2 separate regions of the Homo sapiens genome follow, and region 2 is linked to region 1. The links are chromatin contacts, found by Hi-C or POLR2A ChIA-PET in ENCODE. All regions are on one chromosome and are shown on one strand. Each heading gives the region's core, a stretch centred on a gene start or an enhancer-like site at or near the end of the contact. The rest is flanking DNA. Distances are from core to core; before and after follow the strand shown. Region 1 overlaps PRDM15 (PR/SET domain 15). Region 2 overlaps C2CD2 (C2 calcium dependent domain containing 2).

Evidence for each region. Hi-C counts contacts between places; a loop is a spot of excess contacts on that map. ChIA-PET counts read pairs that join two places held with the same protein, here RNA polymerase II (POLR2A). Pooled maps may share reads with other maps.
Region 2: a loop to region 1 is called in a map of PC-3, with 14 times the contacts of the local background. The contact joins two enhancer-like sites. A Hi-C loop is called at or near these places in 8 of 168 maps with a recorded cell type or tissue (B cell, CD4-positive, alpha-beta T cell, IMR-90 and 5 more), 18 of 37 single-sample maps with no recorded cell type and 12 of 50 pooled maps. POLR2A ChIA-PET finds 5 or more read pairs at or near these places in 2 of 52 experiments (OCI-LY7 and activated CD8-positive, alpha-beta memory T cell).

Annotation. Positions count from the first base shown.
Region 1 is chr21:41,812,032-41,818,947 of GRCh38, forward strand. It overlaps PRDM15 (PR/SET domain 15), which reads right to left. Exons shown (of 24, transcript NM_001040424.3): 19 at 3,674-3,805. Among named protein-coding and RNA genes, the nearest start is that of RIPK4, 48 kb to the left of the region's middle. RefSeq lists an enhancer at 4,825-4,874. Within about 2 kb of position 4,685, at least 7 of the 41 ENCODE cell types and tissues checked have a DNase peak (open chromatin) inside an H3K27ac peak, as active enhancers do; they include PC-3, where a contact is called at or near this core.
Region 2 is chr21:41,930,096-41,937,011 of GRCh38, forward strand. The region is part of intron 2 of C2CD2 (C2 calcium dependent domain containing 2); the gene reads right to left. Among named protein-coding and RNA genes, the nearest start is that of SNORA91, 15 kb to the right of the region's middle. Within about 2 kb of position 3,601, at least 20 of the 41 ENCODE cell types and tissues checked have a DNase peak (open chromatin) inside an H3K27ac peak, as active enhancers do; they include PC-3, where a contact is called at or near this core.

The DNA of each region.
Region 1 (6,916 bases), core at 3,435-5,934:
GGGAGCCAGAAGCGGATGCTTTAATAGACCAACACCAGAGGTGGCAATTGCTCCCGCACGGCCACTCGTGCCCACGGATTCTAAGACTCCACCTTCCAAGGGAGGGGCCTTAACCCCCCAGAGCCTCCCAGAGTAGGGAGGGTCCCTCCCCAGGTCCAGGGACAAGACCAGGAAGTGTCACTGTTTTGTTGCTTATTTTAAGGACACTTTTGATTGACATCAAACTCATAGACAGAAAAACACAAATTGTAAGTGAGTGCGGGCTCAACAAATTTCCACAAAGTGCATGAACAAAATAACCAGTTCCCTGATTACTAGGGAAAAAGAACCAGCATAGCCATCATCGTGACATTCCCAGGATCAGGAGGTGCACGGTAGGTGGCCTTGTGGTGGAAACAGGTTTAATTAGAGCCCGGGGGGAGGCGTACAGATAATCCTGTTAAAATCTGTTATTTTATGTATGAGGAGGCTGAATCTCCCAGGACAGTCTGTGGAACTTGAGAGGGTGAAGACGAAAAGGCCGGCCCTTAGCGACTCTGATTGAGAGAGTCTGGGAAAGAAAACCCAAGCCTGGTCTTTAGACAAAGCCTCTCAGATGATTCAGGACATCCAAGAGCAAGCATCCCCAACAGACGGCCACGTGAGGAAAGTTGAGAGGACATTCCTCAGAAGCTAAAGGACCCCAAAATGCTTAGAGAAATAAGACAAGCTGTGGGCCACTGCCCTGAGGAACGGCCACCGCCTTGGGAACAGCCACTGCCCTAGGGAACGGCCACTGTGGGGGATGATCGCCAGGGGAGAACTGGGGAGTGTGTTTGTTTCACCAGCCCAGACACCTTGCTCTGACGGCTGTCAGCGCCCCACCAGGCGGCACAGGACCCGTGTTCCCCGGAGCGAAGGGAAACGTGTGGCACGTAATTATGTATGTGGTCCACAGAGAGGGAGACAGGGAGGAGGCCAAAGGGGGACCAGCTTCCTCCTGGTGCAAGTGCTCACATCAGCTCACGTCTGGGGGGCTCTGGGGGGTCAGGGGCAAGCAAGAATAGAGTCCACGGTCTGTTTCACCCCAAAAACTGATGGGGAGGTGGACCCTATGAATGCCCTTTAAACAAAGGTTGCCCCTCAAAATGGGAACAAGACAAGTAATTTTTAAAGGCACTTAACTCAGTCCTGAGGGCTCACTGTGGAGCATGGGACAGAGGCCACCACAGCCCAGCGAGTTGGTGGGCGGCAGGCAGAGTGTGGGGTGTTCTGAGAACCCAGATGAGGGCATGTGGCCCAGTCTTGGGGAGCAAGAGTATCCCAAAAATGGTAAAGCATATACTGGACAGAGATTCCCCAGGAAAGAGATGGACAGTACACTTCTGCAGTCCAGGGGCAGAGGAGGCTGGCACGCCCGGCCAACCCAAAGCAGACCCGTGTGGCAACCCGCGCCACTCTGGGGAGCAGGGGAGGAAGGTAGGCAGGTGACGTGGGCTGGATAAAGGCAGGACCCAACGTGCAGTTGAGGGGCCCCCAGGGGGCACTGAACAGGCTCACGCCAGGGAACTTCACGCTGAGACACAACTCCACCACTCAGGGACAACCTCTCAATTCTGATGTCTCAATTTTCTCTCCACAAGCACAAAAACACTCGCCCATACAGAAGGGTTTTATGAGAATGGCCTTGTATTGGCATTGCGCAGGGTGCTTTAGTGTTTTATAACAATGCTTTGTGTTAGTGATTGCGCAGGGTGCTCTAGTGTTTTCTAAGATCTTGGCCTTGTGTTAGTGATTGCGCAGGCTGCTCTAGAGTTTTATGAGAACGCCTTGTGTTAGTGATTGTGCAGGGTGCTCTAGTGTTTTATGAGAATGCCTTGTGTTAGTGATTGTGCAGGGTGCTCTAGTGTTTTATAAGATCTTGGCCTCGTGTTAGTGATTGCGCAGGGTGCTCTAGTGTTTTATGAGAACGACTTGTGTTAGTGATTGCGCAGGGTGCTCTAGTGTTTTATGAGAATGCCTCGTGTTAGTGATTGCGCAGGGTGCTCTAGTGTGTTATGAGAATGCCTCGTGTTAGTGATTGCGCAGGGTGCTCTAGTGTGTTATGAGAATGCCTCGTGTTAGTGATTGCGCAGGGTGCTCTAGTGTTTTATGAGAATGCCTCGTGTTAGTGATTGCGCAGGGTGCTCTAGTGTTTTATGAGAATGCCTCGTGTTAGTGATTGCGCAGGGTGCCCTAGTGTTTTATGAGAATGCCTCGTGTTACTGATTGCGCAGGGTGCTCTAGTGTTTTATGAGAATGCCTCGTGTTAGTGATTGCGCAGGGTGCTCTAGTGTGTTATGAGAATGCCTCGTGTTAGTGATTGCGCAGGGTGCTCTAGTGTTTTGAGAATGCCTTGTGTTAGTGATTGCACAGGGTGCTCTAGTGTTTTATGAGAACGACTTGTGTTAGTGATTGCGCAGGGTGCTCTAGTGTGTTATGAGAATGCCTCGTGTTAGTGATTGCGCAGGGTGCTCTAGTGTTTTATGAGAACGACTTGTGTTAGTGATTGCGCAGCGTGCTCTAGTGTTTTATGAGAATGCCTCGTGTTACTGATTGCGCAGGGTGCTCTAGTGTTTTATGAGAATGCCTTGTGTTAGTGATTGCGCAGGGTGCTCTAGTGTTTTATGAGAATGCCTTGTGTTAGTGATTGCGCAGGGTGCTCTAGTGTTTTATGAGAACGACTTGTGTTAGTGATTGCGCAGGGTGCTCTAGTGTTTTATGAGAATGCCTCATGTTAGTGATTGCGCAGCGTGCTCTAGTGTTTTATGAGAATGGCTGTGTGTTAGTGATTGCGCACGGTGCTCTAGTGTTTTATGAGAATGCCTTGTGTTAGTGATTGCGCAGGGTGCTCTAGTGTTTTATAAGATCTTGGCCTTGTGTTAGTGATTGCGCAGGGTGCTCTAGTGTTTTATGAGAACGACTTGTGTTAGTGATTGCGCAGGGTGCTCTAGTGTTTTATGAGAATGCCTCGTGTTAGTGATTGCGCAGGGTGCTCTAGTGTTTTCTAAGATCTTGGCCTTGTGTTAGAGATGGCGCAGGCTGCTGTAGTGTTTTATAAGAATGTCTTGTGTTAGAGATGGCGCAGGCTGCTCTAGTGTTTTCTAAGATCTTGGCCTTGTGTTAGAGATGGCACAGGCTGCTCTTTGACCTGTCGCGTCACCGACTCCTTTCTATGCACATCAGCGTAGTACACACATCACCCGAGCGGACACCTTGCTCTTTTCTGGATTCACCATGGCTTAGCCAGTGCCCTACCGAGGCCACGTCTGACCTTCCAGCGCCTTCCCTAACTCAAAAGATGACAAGCAACCTTGCATGCACATCCCTGGCCCTTGTCTGGTCGCTATTTCTTGTGCACATTCCTGAGGGGGAAACAGCTGAACGGGAGGAACATTTAAAGACTGACCAGTCTCCCAATGCCGGAAGTGAGCTGTGCAGCATGCTCTCCGGTGACGAGGCCCCTGTGGGAGGGGGACCTTTTGAGATATGCAGCTGCTCACCCCGGCCCCAGGAAGCTCTCTTGGGGAACCCGGCACTCAGTGGGAATCACAAAGAGGAATCGTCTCAAGGCGGCTCTCTCTTCTCCCACGGCCCACCTGGCTTCCCTACACAGTGAGCGCCGTGGCTGGCGCGGCCCGGGCCTCGGACTCACCCGTGTGCCGCTTGCAGTGCTTGAGCATGTTGACCTTCTGCGCGAACCTGCGGTGGCACTCCTTGCACTCGTACTCCTTGATGCCCTTGTGCAGCTTCATGTGGTGGCGCAGCGCGTGCTTGGTCTTCATGCCTTCAAGGACACAGCGAGTCAGAGGCGGCCACACCCCCACGCAGCCCACCTGGGGGCCCATGCCCGAGACCCTGGGGCAGGCACAGGCAGCGGCCCGTGCGGTACTGGTGAGGGTGTGGGCCGGCCCCCGAGGATCCCGGTCAGTCCACCAGCGGTGAGACCTGGGAAGTGACTGTGCCCAGAGGCCGGGAGGGACTGACTGCAACATCAGGTTCACTCACTCCTGCCAGGGCCTGGCCGAGCCCTGACCACGCGAGCAACGCCGGGGCGGTGGGTAAACTTCCCTGCGTGCCCATGGCAACCCGGCGGGAGAATTCGGTGAGAGATAGATTAATACAAGCATGACTAAAGGTTCCCTTCAACCTTGACAATATGAGTGGTGATTGGGATTCGGACGCGAGATGGTTTCAATCTACCTGTAATTTAAGAAGCCAATCTTAAGAAGCTGAAATACTCCAAAGCCTCACTCACACAGCCAGTGGAGAGAGGGTGGCCCTGGCATAGGGGCTGAGTCAGAGGTTGTGGTGCGCTGGCAGGGACAGCACTGTACAAGGCCCTCCGCAGGGGGCACAGGCATGTGCGGCTTGGTACACCTGACCGTGAGGCTGACACGCACCAGGGAACAGGGCGACCCAGCCCAAAGGCAGCCTCCCCAGCCCCGAAGAGGCGCCTTCACTGTGCCTGCCCAGGGCGGTGGGCAGCCTGCACTCCCAGGCCACCGTGTTCCCTCCACATTTGGGGAAGAACTACTGAGCCTGAACACAGCTCTGTAGTAAGCTGGTCAACGGTTCCCCTGTGATTCCACCCTCACCAGATGCAGGGGTGACCATCCACCAGCTCCTGCCAGAATTCTAAAGGCCGGGCCAGAAGACCTCCCTGGCTACGAGAAAACTGCGCGGCTGGGCCAGCAGGGGGAGCAAAGGCCCCACGATGAAGCCCGCTGCCTGCACACACAGCTGCACAACTCCTGGCCTCGGGTGGGGACGGCACCTGCAGGCCTATTACCAATGACCGAAGAGTGATTCCACCTGAAAAAGTTACTGTCAATCCTTTTGATTAAAAAAAAAAAAAAGAGTGCCGGTCACTGCTGACACGCCCAGACCCCAGCACTTCCCTCTTCCTGCTTCTAAAATGAACATATTCCAAATTTCAAAACTAATACACAGTCACAGAAAACCCAGAAAATACAGAAGAGATGGCATCTCCACATTCTGACCTCCCCACCACAGCCAGCATTGGTGACAGTAATGTTTTTTCTTCCATTTAACAAAGAAAATCTGCCAACAGTTTCAAAATAAACACAACTGCCAGACAGAGGAAATTTTAAAGCTTGCTCTACTGGGATTGTGAGTCAATCCATTTACAAATTACCGTGGGGAAAACTGATGTTTTTTAAATACTTATAATTTCTAATCCCGAACAGGGGATGCCTTTTTTATAGCTTTCAATACCTGGTGTCATATTCTTACTGGCCACAGTAAGTTCTTGTAGATCATTCCTGAGTAGTTCAAGGCCCATGATGTGATTCTGAACAAGACGTTTTCCTCCACACACACAGAAAACCTACTGGCTGGGCCCCTGCCTCCACCTGCTGGTGACAGGCTCTCACGACTACTAACAGCCTCCCACTTGGTCCCTGACACTGACTAATTCCCTGGTCAGGGCTAGAATTTCTGGAAAAAAATGTAAAGTAATAATATGCAACAGTGTTTCTTGCAACACTGTAATAATAAATGACTATAACAAAACAACCAGAAACTTTATAAAATAAAGGGTCTGGTTATATGAATCGTACGAAGGGCTTGAAAGATAAAACCAGGCAATATTTACATGTTCCGATATAAAAAGATCTCCAAGACGTATTTTCAAGTAAAAAAAAAATAGCAAAGTATCAAAAAAACAAATGAGCACAAGCATGCGCTGGTATGTACTAGCAACTGTTGCGTGATAGCACGATGACAATACTGGAATTTGGTATTCTGTAAAATAAATCTGGCAACTGATGTATTAATGCCAGCATTTTATTTCAGCTATTCAGAATTCATTTTAAAAAACGATGCAACTAAATAATTAATACATTTCAAACACTAAAATGTCTACAACATTATAAAATGTGGCTTTACCCCACACCCCTTGCCTCCCAGGGCATCTGGTGGCATTTGGGGACCTGCAGGGGACCCAGGTGTGGCTCCTCTCTGCCTGCCTAAGAGGCCCGGCCCTGAATAAGCCCCCACCCCTGCCCCTCCTGTCTCTACGCGCTACTCAGGACCCCTCCAGCCAGGCTCACCACACTGTCTTAAACATTTTACTTCTTGGGGGCATTGGGGAGGAAAGGGGAGGAGCAGGTGGTGAAAGGGGCTGGGAGCTTAAGGCAGACGCGGATAAAGAGCAAGCCAGCCTGTCCCGCTAAGGCAGGCAGACACTGCTACCGACATTCTGTTCAGAGAAACCACCTGTCCCGCTAAGGCAGGCAGACATTGCTACTGACATTCCGTTCAGAGAAACCACCGCAGTGGCTCTGCGAGGACCGGCTGGGGTTTGAGGGGAGAGTAACTATGCCACCTTCCAGACCTGTTTGTATTGTTTAAAAAATATGTCTTGGCGAGGTGCATGCGCTGCTTTTTTAATAACCACCCATGTGCCGTCCTTGCGCAAAGTTACCCTGGAGGAGGGGCAAGAGCCTGTGCTGGCCTCTGAGGTGAGGAACAGAGGGCCAGGAAGTGGGGAAAGGAAAGACCCCCTTTCTGGCCTTTTCTGCAGGCAGTTCTTTTAGGCTTTGACACGCAGCGTTATTCTACGGGTGCTCATAGGGGTCACCCGGCGAGTGCAGTTCATGCAGCTCCTGTGTTTCCAACACACTGTCACCGGGACAGCATGAGCAGGGTCGCTTGAAACAGCCCAAGACAAACCTGCTGCTCCAAAACTTTTAGGAAGTTGTTTTAAAAAAAAAATAAAAACAGGAATGGGTTAAAATTATGATGTGTACTGGAATTATCTTTGTATTTTGCTTACTAAGTTGAGACATCTTATTACTAGGTTTGTTATTAATGAATGTTCTGTCGTTACAATGAAGATTCCTCGGCCGTGGTGAGTTTCTCTCTCACCACGCAG
Region 2 (6,916 bases), core at 2,351-4,850, 120 kb after region 1:
GACAGGACTAGATTGTAACAGCCGAAACTCTTCCGGTGGGAGAGAGTTTCATCATGGGCACACTCTGGGTTATAAATCGACTGTTCTCTCTCCAGGCAACCTCCTGGTGGGTGAGGGTTTCATTCTGGAGCACCTGAGCACATGGTTAGGTAAGCTTTCCCGGTAGGCAGTTTCTGGTGAAAGGGAGGTAAGAGGCTATAATTGCATTTCTGAAGGGCTAAGTAAAAAGTGGGGAGCAGGGGGAAGTGGAGAAAGAAAAGAGAAAAAAATAATAATAAACCAACAATAACTCATACTCTTTTTCTTAGAAAATGGGGGTATTCAGGGCCAGGCACAGTAGCTCACACCTGTTATCCTAGCACTTTGGGAAGCCGAGGTGGGCGGATCAAGAGGTCAGGAGATCGAGACCATCCTGGCTAACATGGTGAAACTCCATCTCTACTAAAAATACAACAAATTAGCCGGGCGTGGTGACACGTGCCTGTAGTCCCAGCTACTCAGGAGGCTGAGGCAGGAGAGTCACTTGAACCCGGCAGGCGGAGGTTGCAGTAAGCCAAGATTGCGCCACTGCACTCCAGCCTGGGCAAGAGAGTGAGATTCTGTCTCAAAACAAAACAAAAAAAAAAAGAAAGAAAGAAAGAAAATGAGGGTATTCGGTTACAATATTTCCTAAAAGAAATGCAACTCTTTTTCAGTGAGTGACCTGTCACAGCACAGTTCCTAAGCCCTGATTCACATTCATCTTTTTACTGATGTGTGGACCTCAGACCCCCAGGGAAGGGGTCATGAAAAGCTTCTGAACCCCCACGTGCCAGGGAAGGGCTGTGGCTGAACCTGCGGGGGAAGGGCTGGCTCTCAGGTGGCTTGAGATATGGAAATAGGAATTTCCTCCTTCTAGGTCAAACATTCTGGAGCAAACCTCTCCCAAGACATGAGGAAAGACAACATAGGTAGAAACTTGTTACTCTTGTGTAAGAAGGTAATTGAAGTCTAGGAGAAATAAATGCACTCGGTGCATGTTGGGACTAGAAGAGAATGCAGAGAGAGCCCCGGAGAAAAGTTTAAAGGCCATGCTCTGCTGCCTCCAAGCCAGCCCTCACTGGAGCCTGCTCACAGCAGCCGTGGGCAGGAGCGTGCTTCCACACCCGGTCTGAGCAGATACCCTGCAAGGCAGGCACCCAGGAGAATTCCCTTAGGAAAATGCCACAGCCCTGCAGGGCCTGCTGCCTGTGATAAATATGTGTTTGGTCTTTGTTCCTGATGCCTGGCACAAAGCTCTGAAAACCCTTGGAATCTCCCGAGAGATAAGAGCGTCTTTTGAGAAGAGTGTCTTTTTTTTTTTTTTTGAGACGGAGTCTTGCTCTGTCGCCAGGCTGGAGTGCAGTGGCGCAATCTCGGCTCACTGCAACCTCTGCTTCCCAGATTCAAGCAATTCCCCTGCCTCAGCCTCCCAAGCAGCTGGGACTACAGGCGCGTGCCACCACGCCCAGCTAATTTTTTGTATGTTAGTAGAGACGGGGTTTCACCATGTTGGCCAGGATGGTCTTGATCCCCTGACCTCGTGATCCACCTGCCTCAGCCTCCCAAAGTGCTGGGATTACAAGCGTGAGCCACCATGCCTGGCCAAGTGTCTTTTATATGCTGACAAAAGGGCTGTTGGGGGGGACCCCAGATAGCACCAGGATGGGGGCTGGTCACTTGAGAAACTTTGAGCCCCACCTCCAGCATCCCACTACCCCACCTCCAACATCCCACCACTCCACCTCCAACATCCCACCACCCCACCTCCAGCATCCCACCACCCCACCTCCAGCATCCCACCACCCCACCTCCAGCATCCCACCACCCCACCTCCAGCATCCCACCACCCCACCTCCAGCATCCCACCTCCCCACCTCCAGCATCCCACCTCCCCACCTCCAGCATCCCACCACCCCACCTCAAGCATCCCACCACCCCACCTCCAGCATCCCACCACTCCACCTCCAGGGAGGGCAGAGGGGCTAGAGGTCGCATTCAATCACCTATGGCCAATGATGTAATCCATCATGCCTAGCGAATGAATCCTCCATAAAAACCCTGAAAGGATGGGTTTGGGGAGCTTCCAAGGTGGTGAATACATCAAGGTGCCGGGCGGGTGGCTCGTCCAGGCAGGGCATGAAGCTGCTGGAGTCCCTGCCCTCCCCCTCCGCCCGCCTAAGCATCCCTTCGATGTGGCCGATCCTGAGTCATATCCTTCACAATAAACTAGTAATAGTTAGTAAACTGTTTTCCTGAGTTCTGTGCTATGAGCCGCTCTAGTAAAATATGTGAACCTCAGTGGGGTGGGTTGGGGAAGTCTGCCATCTACAGATAGTCAGAAGAACGGGGGCAACCCGGAGCTTACGCCTGGTGTCTGAAGTGGGGGCCGTCTTGCGGGACCTAGCCCTGGGCCTTTGGGATCTGTGTTAAGTCTGAGTAATGTCAGAATGGAGTTGAACTGTAGGACACCCAGTTGGCACCAGAGTTGAAGAACTGATAATCGGTGTGAGAAAAACCCCCACACATTTGGTGTCCAAAGTGTTGTGAGTAAACATAGTTGAGACTGCTCCTGGCCGCAGCCGCGGCTGGGCCGGGTGTGGACTCTGCACTTATCTATCGTTGGTCCTGTGGGATGACTCAAGCTGCTCCAAGTTCTGGAAGACCGCACTCTGTGTAGACTATGCAGAGAGGGTTTTGCAGATGAACCAGATATTTGCAAAGGTGATGACTTGGACACACCGAGGCCTTCAGGGTGGCAGGAGAAAGTCCAAGAAAAAGGCATCCAGTGGGCACGGCAGCCAGTTTCATTGGGAGAGGGACCCACAGGGAGACTCCAGATGGAACACCAGTCAGGGGTTTGTCGGCGGAGAGGAGGTGGGGAGCTCAGGCCAGCCAGTCCTCGGCCTTATCCTTCCGATCAGAGATGGCATTACATAACAGACAGGCTGGGTTCCGGCGGCCTTGTCCCTGTCTTGGCTCAAATGCCAACCACATGTCCCTTGTCAAGGCTGAGTTAGAAAGATAGGAAGAGGCAACCTGACACCAAAGTGTGAGCTTTGAAAGGGAGGGGCGATGCCCTGGAATGAGAAGTTCCTGTTTCTTTTCTACCTCTTATTTGTCACAGGTCCTCAAGTTCTGTTACAGTTTTTTTTTTTCCTTCTCAAGAATTATGCCCAGCTGAGGGAACACGAGGCGGTGCAGACACGGAATTAGGTGTAAATTTGGAGACCATGGGGGTGTGTGGCTTAGATACCAGAGAAGAGGAACACCACTGTGAACCCGCTGCCCTACACGGCAGTTCTAGGGCTGAACTCACCGAACAGTGTTAACAAAAAGAGGCCTTGCTGTCTTATCATTTTTATTTAACGCACGAACATTAAGCAGTGTCTCACCCTGGACATTTTACAAGAGATTAAGCTGGCTGGATGCCTTTGCAAAAACAGTGCCCTAAAAATGTGTCATGTTTGGCCAAGATGCTCATCCAAGAATGGAAAAGGCCATGTACACAATCCAAGCACCCGAGGGTGTTCTACTCCCAACTGACCCTTCCCAGGAGCCCGGGCAGATCCCAACAGGACTTCCTCCTTGTGGGTATGCATAGGATCCAGGCTGGCAAGAGCGACCAGGCTCCTCCTCCCGCACTCACAGCCCCGTGAAAGGGGAGGGGAGGGGAGGGAACCCGTCTACTCAACTGGTGGGCTCACCCCACCTCAAAGGACAGTGTGAGCCACAGCCACGACAAGGCAGTGGCAAGGGCTCCTTTCCTCATTTGGCCACAAAAACATAAAAGTCAAGAGCTACGTGGAAAATTGTTGCAAAACAAAACAAGAGTCCGTGTGTGTGTGCTTTTCCTCCGGCAGGAAAAAGCTTCCGAGAACACTGTTAACAGCAGCCTCATCCCAGCAGGCGGCAGCAGGAGATAGATGGTTAAAAAAAAAAAAGTTTGGACATTTTTATTTTTAACTTTTTAATGACCATGAACTATTTCTGTAATTATATCAAAACAAATACAATTTAATCATCCACTTTCACCAGGTGAGGTGGCTCACACCTATAATCTCAGCACTTTGGGAGGCAGAAGACGATGGATTACTTGAGCCCAGGAGTTCAAGACCAACCTGGGCTACAAAGTGAGACCCCATTTCTACAGAAAAAATAAAAAAACTAGCCGGGCATGATGCTGCATGTCCGTAGTCCCAGCTACCGGGGAGGCTGAGGCAGGAGGACTGTTGAGCCCAGGAGGTGGAGGCTGCAGTGAGCAGTGTCTGTGCCAGTACACTCCAGCCTAGGCGACAGAGTGAAACCCTGTCTCAAAAAATAAAAAACAGTCCACTTCCTAAGGCTGCTTTTCTGACACTATGTATCAAGATCCTGAAACATGTGCTAGTCCACTTCCTAAGGTTGCTTTTCTGACAATATGTATCAACATCCTTCAAAATGCACGTACTCTTTCTCAAGTACCTCTACTCTTCTACTTCTAGGAACAGTGAGGAAATAAACACATGAGCAAAAATAACAACAGAGGTAGGAGAAAATATTGAGCCCCGCACAGGCTTGGCATTGCTCCATGTGCTGTACCTGTGGTAACTCACTCCATCCTCATAGCCCGTCTAGGGGGTGGACAGTATCCTCTACCTTTACAGGTGAGAAGCCGAGCCACACAGAGGAAGAGAAAGAACGGAGCAAGGAACCATGCTCCTAACCAGGACAACACGGCTGCTGCTTCACAGCCTTGCCTCGTTTTTTTTTTTTGCTTGTTTGTTTGTCTGTTTGTTTGTTTTTTCTGTTTTTCCCGAGTAGAGTCTGGCTTTGTCGCTCAGGCTGAAGTGCAGTGGCACCATCTTGGCTCACTGCAACCTCCACCTCCCAGGTTCAAGCAATTCTCCTGCCTCAGCCTCCCAAGTAGCTGGGATTACAGGCGTGCACCACCATGCTCGGCTAATTTTTGTATTTTTAGTAGAGACGGGGTTTCACCATGTTGGCCAGGCTGGTCTCGAACTCCTGACCTCGTGATCCACCTGCCCTGGCCTTCCAAAGTGCTGGGATTACAGGTATGAGCCACCGCGCTGGCCAGCCTTGACTCTTATGTGTTCATTCATTAGAATTTTAGGGGAATTTTAGTAACATGGGGGAAAGAATATAAATGGAATATAGTGTAAATTGTAGCAAAAAATAAATGCAGAAGCAAAAGACTGGCAATGCACACCAACACATGAACAGAGCTAATCACCAGTTCATGCAACTACTGTGTGTTTTTATTAAATATTCTTCTGTGTCTTTCAAGTTTTCATCAATGAACTCGTATTGATTTTATGATAATAGCGGAATTCCTATGTTTGAGACAGAATGGAACCATGGCAGCCTGAGGTCTGAACTTGCCAGAGTGTGGGAGTATCTGCAAACTGCAGCATGCCCGTCTGTGCTTGCTGAAGCCTGACCCCCACAGCCAGAAAAGTTCTGACACTGAGGGCCGGGCGCGGTAGATCATGTCTGTAATCCCAGCACTTTGGGAGGCCGAGGTGGGTGGATCAAGTGGATCAGCCTGGCCAACATGGTGAAACCCCGTCTCTACTAAAAATACAAAAATTCACAGGGCGTGGTGGTGCACACCTGTAATCCCAGCTACTCGGGAGGCTGAGGCAGGAGAATCACTTGAACCTGGGAGGCAGAGGTTGCAGTAAGCCAAGGTCGCGCTCCAGCCTGGGTAACAGAGCAAGACTCTGTCTCAAAAAAAAAGTCCTGACACCTTGAATGGTGCTGGGAAAACTGGCTATCCACGTGCAGAAGAATGAAATTAGACCCTTATCTCACACATATATAAAAATCAACTCAAAATGCATGAAAAACTTAAATGTGAGACCAGAAACTATAAAACTACTAGAAAAAAAAACATAGAAGGAAAGCTTTAAGACACTGGATTGGGCAATGATTTTTTTTTGGTATGATCCCCAAAACACAGGCAACAAAAACAAAAACAGACAAATGGGACTGCACCAAAACTAAAAACTCTGCACATCCAAGGAACCATCAACGGAGTGAAGAGACAACCTACGGAATGGAATCCCATATTTACAAGCCATTTATCTGATAAGCGGTTAATATCCAAAATAAATAAACAACTCAAGTAACTCAACAGCAGGAAAACAAATAACCCAATTAAAAAATGGGCAAAGGATCTGAATAGATGTTTCTCCTTTAGATGGCCAACAGGTCTATGAAAAAGGGCTCAACATCACTAATCATTAGGGAAATGCAAATCAAAGCCACAAGGAGATATCACGTCAAACCTGTGAGAATGGCTATTAGCAAAAATATGAGCAATAACAAGTGCTGGTAAGGATGTGGAGAAAAGGGAACCCTTGTATGCTGTTGGTGACAATGTAAATTATTCCGGCCATTACAGAAAACAATATGGAAGCTCCTTTAAAAATTAAACAGAGAACTACCATATGATCCAGCAGTCCCACTACTGGGTATACTGTTAACCCTTGAACAACGTGGGTTTCAACTGCACAGGTCCACTAATACATAGATTTTTTCCCACCTCTGCCACCCCTGCTACAGCATGACCAACCCCTCCTCTCCCTCCTCCTCAGCCTACTCAACGTGAAGACGATGAGGATGAAGACCTTTATGATGATCCACTTCCACTTAATGAATGGTAAATAGATTTTTTTCTTCCATATGATTTTCTTTTCCTTTTTTTTTTTTTTTTTTTTTTGAGACGCAGTCTTGCTCTGTTGCCAGGCTGGAGTGCAATGGTGCGGTCTCGGCTCACTGCAACATCCACCTCCTGGGTTCAAGCAATTCTCCTGCCTCAGCCTCCTAAGTAGCTGGGATTACAGGCACACACCACCATGCCTGGCTAATTTTTGTACTTTTAGTAGAGATGGGG